Linked DNA regions of Homo sapiens: region 1 is linked to region 2. The links are chromatin contacts, found by Hi-C or POLR2A ChIA-PET in ENCODE. All regions are on one chromosome and are shown on one strand. Each heading gives the region's core, a stretch centred on a gene start or an enhancer-like site at or near the end of the contact. The rest is flanking DNA. Distances are from core to core; before and after follow the strand shown.

Region 1 (4,563 bases), core at 2,020-4,519, 270 kb after region 2:
TGCTTAGGCACCACCCATGTTTATTACTGTATCATATTTTCTCATTTTGCAAGTTAAAACACAACTTTTTCATCTGCAGCCACATTAAACTCCACTTGGGACTTCAGGCCCAGCTGCAGTCTTTCTGTTTTCCGTTACCATCAAAAGCAATAAAATTCTGCAGTCAAGGCAGGTTTGGGGATGCTTGTGTTGCACCCAAACTGGCAGAAAGTCCAGCTCCTGCACTTGTACTCTCTCTCTATCTCTGCAGCAACATGGATGGAACCGAAGGTCATTGTCCTAGGTGAAATAACTGAGAAACAGAAAGTCAAAACCTACATGTCCTCATTTATAAGTGGGAGCTAAACAATGGGTGCATATGGACAGAGAGATTGGGATGATAGACACTGGAGACTCCAAGAGGAGAATGGAAGGGGGAAGAGAAATAAAATACTACCTATTGGGTACAACGTACACAACTCGGGTGATGGATACACTAAAAGCCCAGATTGCACCACTATGCGATATATCCTGTAACACAATTGCATTTGTACTCCTATATTTAAAAAAAAAAGTAAAGAGAGACATACTAGTCAGAAGAGATATACTTATGTTTGGTCACTCTAATAAATAAACAACCCCAGGAGCCACTTAGCAGTGGGAAGGCCAAACAGGGAGTCAATTTTAAGAACTATTTGCGAAATATCCTTCCTCTAACAAATAAACGGACTTCAATCTTCAGGATTGGATATAAGGGTTTCCAATTATTTTAAGGTAGGCATTATAACCTCAGGACAAAATGTATCTGCAAATTTCCCAATTTTTCAAATAAATGTAAGCCTCTTGGAAAGTTTTTGTTGTTCTTTATTTTTTTTTCTGGTAAATGTGAAAAAAAGTCAGATAAAATGCACCCGAAATCAGCACACAGGGCAGAGGTTGAGGAATGCTGCTGGAGAAAACCTCTGCAATCAACTGAGAACTGAGGGATGGCAGTGCGATATAGAACGGTGCCTTATTGAAATTTATTCTGTGGGTCACAGTACTTTTCAGCTTTTTCTTTCATTTTAGCTGATTAGACACAAGTTTAGTACACCTGTGGCCCCTATTCTTGTGATACTGGAGTGCTTCAATACCAGCGCCTGTCAGTACTTATCATTTAATTATGCTGATCTTTCAGGGTTGTTAGGATAGGTCAAAACATATGTTAAAGACTGGGCACGGTGGCTCATGCCTGTAATCCTAGTACTTTGGGAGGCTGAGACAGCTGGATCACCAGGAGTCAGGAGTTTGAGACCAGCCTGGCCAACATGGTGAGACTCCCATCTCTACTAAAAATACAAAAAAATTTTAGCTGGGTCATAGTGGTGTGTGCCTGTAGTCCTTGTTACTTGGGAGGCTGAAGTGGGAGAATTGCTTGAACCTAGGAGGTGGAGGTTGCAGTGAGCTGAGACTGGGCAAGAGAGCGAGACTCTAACTCATTAAAAAAAAAAAGTTAAATTCGTAATACAGTGAATGGTACTCAGAAGGTGCTTAATTAATGGTAGCTTTTGTTCTACCATCTTCAAGATTTATCAGAATAAAACATTTAATATAAAACTTCCAGGGAAAGTTGCAATACTTTTCTTAAATAAAATAGTTGTAGTACTACCTTTAGAATTTTTAGAAAGTCACAGTTTTTAAAAAACAACCCATTAGAATGTATGCATCTACTGGGGAGCATGAGCCACATGAACTCAAATTATTAATCCTGCTTGTGAGTCCATTTGACTAGAGCTGAGTCTTCTAATGGAAAAGCAATTCAGTAATCACTCTTTGGGATTCAGTAAATACCTCATAAATACTTATAAAACATGTAACAGACCCTACTGGGCATTGGGATTGGCATTAAGGTTTATTATTTGATTGTGTTTGAAATCAGAAAAAGCTAAGATTGTGCTACTTATTTTTTATTCAGAGAAGAAATTAACTGGTGACTGGAGCTGATTGACTAGAATGGAGCAACCCACTGGATGTTTATATTAGTCACATAGCAAATATTTTTTCTGAGTAATTAACAAGGATTACTTTATAGTTGAAAACAATTACGGAGCAATTTGTAATTTTCCAAGAGCTTTTCCAATCCTGGTCTTATTGATTCTTTATAACGATTCTATAAATTGTAGGTTATACTGTCTTGTGTATAAATTGTAGGTTATTCTGTCTTCTGAAGATAACCTAGGCTTTAGAGTCAGACAGTACTAGGGAAGAACCAGAGCTTCAACCCCTGTTGGTTATGTGACCTGGAACAGATTACTAAACTGTCCTAAGCTTTAGCTATTTCCATACATAAATTAAGATAATAATATTTACCCTGTATAACCATTATAGAAATTAGTTTATGATAAACTTAGCATTATGTTGGACACACTGCACGTGTTTAAATTGTCATCCATAGGGCTTACCTTTGACTTTTTTTTAATAGTGAGGATAGATTATACTAATCATTCAATTCCCTATTATCAAATTCTCTTGTGACACTACAAGATTACTGGCATGCCTGTAGATGTACTCTAGCCATGCAACAGAACATAGAATATTAAACCTCAAACCTTAAAATTTAGTAGACTACTCTGACCAGTTGACATAAAGAATGTGCTTATATTAATGAAATGACACTAATTTCACCACCATACAATCCTAAATGAACTAAAATCATAGGTGTACACTGGTCAATGGTTTATATCCAAGGAATGAAAATGTAAATTTTATTTCAATATTATTTACAAGTATTCAATTAAATGATTGAAATTATGAACTAATTACATTTCTACTGATGCAGTTTCAGCCACAGAGTTATCTGTGTCAATCACAGAAATAAAACCTGTGTATAGAACTAATAAAGCATCCAGAATTTTTTCACTACTCTCTTCAATTTGAACTCCAGTTTATTACCTGAATAAGAAATGAATCAAAGTATCTTAACTTTTTTTGATGATTTAGATAAATTTTTCTATTTTCATATGGTACAGATATCACAAATATATATTACATATATCAAACACATATATGTAACACATATATATCACATATATATCAGACACATATATAGCATATGTATAACACACATATATATGCCATGTATATATACATACACACACACACAACATATATATATATAAAACACATAGCATCAGGGGTGGGCTGGCGCTGCCTCATACGAGCTTGGCAGAGCCAATTCTGCTCATCTCCTTCCTAGTCTGTGTTCAGCGACATTGCACTGGGAGCTTGAAATCAGCCACAGGGGAGTGTATACACCCAGGAGTCACCAAATGTTACAAATCAGGCCTTTTTAAAATCCAGAGTCACCTTACAAGTACAACACAGCATAGCAGACATTTTTAAAATATTTGTTATATGAACAAGTGAATTAATAAATTCAACATATTTGTATTGTCATTAAGCATAGCAAACATTAGAGGAAGATGACCTCACTTACTAAAACTTCCAAGGCATGTGTCTGTAAAGCAAAAATGTGAGTTCTCTGAGGCAAATTTCAGAAATTATCAGAGTCTAATTTCTTCATGTTTTTGTCTAAATAAGTGGATGAAACCACGCTCCCTTCAAACTTAGGTATCCAGGAAAGCAAACCTAAAATGTTTATGGATCCAAACCAACGGCTTACATGATATTCTCTACATATATATCTGTGATTGTATAAAGTTTCTCCCCATAGGGAACAAGAAAAGAACTGCAGATATTTATCACCTTTTCTAGATTCTTAAGAGTCCTAAAATGTTATCTCAGAGAATGCTAGAGTAACATAAACTTTTTTTTTGTGAAAAATAAGTAAATCACTGCCATATGATGATGGTTACTCAATTTCCAGATGATTTAATGGCTAATCCCAGGGCAATATCTTACTAGTTTCGACCCCTGCTGTGTGATGAGGTTTTGACAGTCATAATTGTACAGCAGGCCATAGTTTAATATAAGTAATTATAAACCAGGAATTATTAATCATTATCTAATAATCTGATACTAAACTATTGGATGTTGCTTGTGAAATAACAAGAAAATTCAAAGTGATTATATCAAGTGATTCTATGATACTTCTAGACAGCAAAATAAAAATAAAAGAAGAGGTTCAAGCCTTGTTAAGGTTTTAGCATCACAATCAGACAGCACCTATAAAATAAGTCAACTATGCCATGGTCCCAGTAGCCAGTAAAGTTCGTTGGGACCAACTTCCTTCCTCTTCAGCTCATGCCTCTTGGAACACATGGGGCAGCTGTGTGCACCTCAGATGGAGCAGCCAAAAAGAGCTCAGAGCTTTGGTCCTGACTTTGCAGCCCAAGTGAGATCATGGGTAAGTCACTTAAACTCTTTGGCCTTATTTTAACAACTCAGGATCATTGACCCTCTCCAATTTATGTCAAGGACAATAACAATAATAATCATCGTTCCCACTAATTTAAGGATGTGAAAAAATGCAGGATGATTTTGGTGGAGAGTTTTGCTGGAGAAAAGCACTCAAATGGGGTCGTCAAGGTAGGTAAACCTGACAAGGGAGTTAGTTTGCAGATTGTTGCAGGCGTGAAGTGCTAG
Region 2 (4,577 bases), core at 565-3,064:
AGGCTGGAGTGCAGTGGTGAGATCTCAGCTCACTGCAGCCTCTGCCTCCCAGGTTCAAGCAATTCTTCTGCCTCAGCCTCCCGAGTAGCTGGTGTGTCTGGAGTTGGTTCCTTCTGGTGGGTTCTTGGTCTCGCTGACTTCAAGAATGAAGCCACAGACCTTCGCAGTGAGTGTTACAGCTCTTAAAGGTGGCACGGACCCAAAGTGAGCAGTAGCAAGATTTATTGTGGAGAGCGAAAGAACAAAGCTTCGGAAGGGGACCCAAATGGGCTGCTGCTGCTGGCTGGGGTGGCCACCTTTTATTCCCTTATTTGTCCCTGCCCATGTCCTGCTGATTGCTCCATTTTACAGAGTGCTGATTGGTCCATTTTACAGAGTGCTGATTGGTGCATTTACAATCCTTTAGCTAGACACAGAGTGCCGATTGGTGAGTTTTTACAGTGCTGATTGGTGCATTTACAATCCTTTAGCTAGACACAGAACACTGACTGGTGCATTTATAATCCTCTAGCTAGAAAGAAAAGTTCTCCAAGTCCCCACTAGACCCAGGAAGTCCAGCTGGCTTCACCTCTCACTGGGACTACAGGTGCACACCACCACACCCAGCTAATTTTTGTATTTTTAGTAGAGACGGGGTTTCACCATGTTGTTCAGGATGGTCTCGAACTCTTGATCTCGTGATCTGCCCGCCTCGGCCTCCCAAAGTGCTGGGATTACAGTTGTGAGCCACCACGCCCGGCCCTAGCTTTTCCTTTCTGTTGCAAGTCCTCTCAACTAGTGTTGCCTTCCACCCTACAAAGCAGAATTACCTCAGAAGTCCTATGGCCCTGACTCTATCTATGTCTGCACAAAGCACTACTGTGCTTTGCTGTCTGCAAGAACAGAGATTGTTTGCTTCAACCACTTTCTCTGAATGGATGAATGAGTTATGATGATATCTAAAGTTACCCAATTTCAAGCAAGAGGAAGAATCTGGCTCGGTACCACAGATGTTCTTGGAATTGGGATAGTAAAAAAGTCCCTGAGGCATCCCTTGGTCTGCTCTGACCACACTCTCTTCACAGGAAGAGGCTTGGGCCACAGCTCTGACTATAACTCTGCTCTTCCTCCAAACACAGCTGAGGAATTGGGTGGTGGGGCACCTGCTCCCATGCTCTGTGGCCTGGCTCAGAGAGAAGAGTTGCCTTAATTACATTATTATTCTTCCTGGACAGGCTGTAGGTTGTGTAAAGTAACAAAAAGGACTGAGAAGTGACTTCCCATTCAGCCTCTTCCAAGGCCATTTTTGATAGGCAGGTCAAATTCACTCACATTTGGTTATTTGTTGGCCAGTCTAGTGCATTCACCCTTGCTGGTCCTCAGTCATGCTCCTTTACCTTTACAGAGCATCCTAGACTGCTCTTCCTCTTACCTTCCTTGTGAAACCCACAACCCCTAGTCCCTCCCCTTCCCTGGCATTTGTTATGCCCTCTACCAATCCCTGACCTGGTATTGGTCAGTCTCCAATCCTGGTGGATCCCTGTGGGAACTAAGTTAAGTCTAACTTTTGTCTCCCTCTTTAGAATTTACTGGGAGTACTGTAAATAAACTATTGTTGTTATAATTATTTCTGATTAACATTTTTACACCTAACAAAGTCTCAGAGAGATTGAATTTACTGGGTTGAAGGGAGGAGCACCTTCCACATGACCTGCCCAGCAATTAAAGCCGCTTGTTAGTCCGAGGCCCAGGACGGCCGAGGACAGCTGGAGAGCTCTTCGTTGCAGGCAGCTCTGGTTAACATCAACCGGGAAAGCTCTTTGTAAACACATGAATAATTGATCGTCCAGCGCTCACATAGCTACCGCGGATCTGAGCCCGTATGACTCATTTGCGAGCCATTCCTGTCGTCTGGATGCCATAACATTGGAGGAATGATGATCGTTTCTTGGAGGTTCTTCTGTGGCCAGAGTTGCCAAGACCAAGGCTGTAATGGTTTGTTATGATGACCTTTGTTATTCCATTAGGCTCAATTGCTTTAAAAAATGATGTGTGCATACTTTAGGAACGTTTTTACCCTTTATGTTGACCTGACATCATAGTTTATATTATAAAATGTATTAATGACAGAAGAGTGTTTTCATGTCCCAAGGACAAATTTTAACAACCATAATCTGCCCTCAGTCATCATAAATATAAATGTATTGGTCAAACAGATCTCGTTAATGTGGCCAAGATAAATGCAAGTCTATATTTTAAGGCAGTCGAAGTCCTAGAGAATATATCTGGAGCTTTTGTGGGGCTAAGAGATCTTGTATATATGCTATCAAAAGGCTGAGAAAATTAACATGTTCCCCCCTCTGATTTTGCATTGGACAGATATAAATGTCTTGGGGATGTCAAGTAAGATTGTTCACATAGTTTCTGGACACCATTAATGCCTGATGGGGTGAATCTTAGTTCTTAAAGCTATATTCTGCTCATTATGCTCACAGGGCTTTTGAAAAGAGAACAAAATAAAGATTTCAAGTCTTAGCAATGTGCTGCCCAGCCAACATTTTTCTGAGTTATACTGTGTCTTAAATTTCTAATTATATCATTCTCCCCATTCCCCAATAGCTTGTTTCCTGTGGGACGAGCCCCTTTTCCACAGATGTGGGTCTGACATTTGCATCATTCCAGTTGGCAAGCCACATGTTGGTAGACAGTGTTCTGGGCATGATCTGGAGGACAGGATGAGTGCTTTGTTTTCTCTTTGTTATGCCATACTCAGCAGCTTTGGTCATTATTTGTAGTGTCCACATTAAGCTTCTTAGGGAGAAAACAAATCCTTGTTGAAGAAACATTTTTTAATAGTGCTATTATTTTGAACCATGAAAATGCATTTAAAGCAGTAATGTCTCAAATGCTACTGTCAGAGCAGACTCTTTACAGGAATGAGTTCATTTCCCCCAGATATGGTAAAAAAAAAACAACAAAAAACAAACAAACAAACAAAAATGGTGCCATAATTAGCCTCTCCAAGGATTATGGTCACCTGGCAATGAATGAAGAGCACTTCATTTAAAACCATTTACCCTTTTTCCCTTTGAAGAATCTTCTAAAGCGATTTTCCCTTCTGAATCTGCTGTCGTTTTTGGCAACACCAAGTATTGGGCTTTAGGAATGAGTTTTGCCTGGATAAATTTTCTGGGACTGGGGACTGGATTATTTTCTAAATTTGTGCTGTGATCATCTCCTGTGTTGTTTGAACTTCTTGAGCAATTTAAAAAGTGAGGTACACGCACCCATTTTCATAGCAGCGTTATTTACAATAGTAAAAGAAAAAAAAATGGAAATAGCCCATGTCCACTGACAGATGAATGGATAAACAAAATGTAGCCTATACATACAATGGAATATTATTCAGCCTTGAAAAGGAAAGAAATTCTGACACATGCTATAACATGGATGAACCCTGAGGACATTATGCTAAGTGAAATAAGCCAGTCATATAAGGACAAATACTATATGATTCCATTAATATAAGGTACTTAGAGCAGTCACACTGTTCTAGACATAAAATAGAAACAGAAAGTAGAATGCTAGTTGCCAGTGGATGGGGGAATGGAGAATGAGGAGTAGTTGTTTCATGGGTATAGTGTTTCAGTTTTGCAAGATGAAAAGAATTCCAGAGATTGGTTGCAAAACAAAGTGAACGTGCTTAATACTCCTGAACTGTACACTTAAAAAAAAATGGTTATGGTGGCCAAGGCAAGAGGATCACTTGAGGCCAGGAGTTCAAGACCAGCCTGGGCAACATAGTGAGACCCTATGTCTACAAAAAATGAAAGTATTAGCCAGGCATGGTGGCGCATGCCTTTAGCCCTAGCTACTTGGAAGGTTGAGGTGGGTGGATAGCTTGAGCCAAGGAGTTCACAGTTACAGCGAGCTATGATCACACCACTGCACTCCAGCCTGGGTGGTAGAGTGAGGCCCTGTCTTTAAAAGAATAAAAAAGGAGGTTATGGTGGTACATTTTATGTTACATATATTTTACCACAATTAAAAAATAACTTAAAATGGTACAACACTTCAGAGACTTGGAGTTGCGTTAATCCCAACTCTAAAGTCCCTTCCTGGAAAGGCATCCTAGGCTACTGCTGCTGAAAGAACACCGATCCCACGCAGCCCATTCAGAACTCTTCTTGCTGACACCAAAAAGAATAAGAAATTGCAATGTAATGTTTTTGAACTTGAGAGTGAGATGATTTAACTTCAGATTTTAATTTCTCATTTTGCCTTTTTTGGCCCTTAACTTGGAATTTAATTTTGGACTTCAGACTCCTTGGTAATTTGGTGTTAGAGGGGTTTATGTTCAAATCTAGAGCATCTTATTGTCATTTTATTGTTGAGGTACCTTTGTGATATCACTTGATTTTGCTGCACAGTCTCTGATAGGTTCTGTTGGGCAGTGTGATGTCTGGACATAATTTGAGATGGAAAATAGAAAAGGATCGACAATTTTTATCTTGACTACAGAAAGGCCTTGAAGAACACAATGTACTGTACTGGCCCATCTCAGAACCTTATGGGGCAAAAACACACAGTACCTTTCT

The links. A loop is a pair of places that touch in the nucleus more often than their neighbours do. ChIA-PET counts read pairs that join two places held with the same protein, here RNA polymerase II (POLR2A). Pooled maps may share reads with other maps.
Region 1: a map of IMR-90 shows a loop between it and region 2 (2.8-fold over the local background). The contact joins two enhancer-like sites. A Hi-C loop is called at or near these places in 1 of 168 maps with a recorded cell type or tissue (IMR-90) and 1 of 50 pooled maps. POLR2A ChIA-PET finds 5 or more read pairs at or near these places in 3 of 52 experiments (AG04450, BJ and PC-9).

The regions. Positions count from the first base shown.
Region 1 is chr1:221,086,127-221,090,689 of GRCh38, forward strand. The region is part of intron 5 of LOC101929750 (a long non-coding RNA gene); the gene reads left to right. Among named protein-coding and RNA genes, the nearest start is that of HLX-AS1, 210 kb to the left of the region's middle. Within about 2 kb of position 3,270, at least 3 of the 41 ENCODE cell types and tissues checked have a DNase peak (open chromatin) inside an H3K27ac peak, as active enhancers do.
Region 2 is chr1:220,817,142-220,821,718 of GRCh38, forward strand. MTARC1 (mitochondrial amidoxime reducing component 1) reads left to right here. Exons shown (of 7, transcript NM_022746.4): 7 at 1-2,518. Among named protein-coding and RNA genes, the nearest start is that of LINC01352, 9.8 kb to the right of the region's middle. RefSeq lists an enhancer at 1,388-2,079. Within about 2 kb of position 1,815, at least 4 of the 41 ENCODE cell types and tissues checked have a DNase peak (open chromatin) inside an H3K27ac peak, as active enhancers do.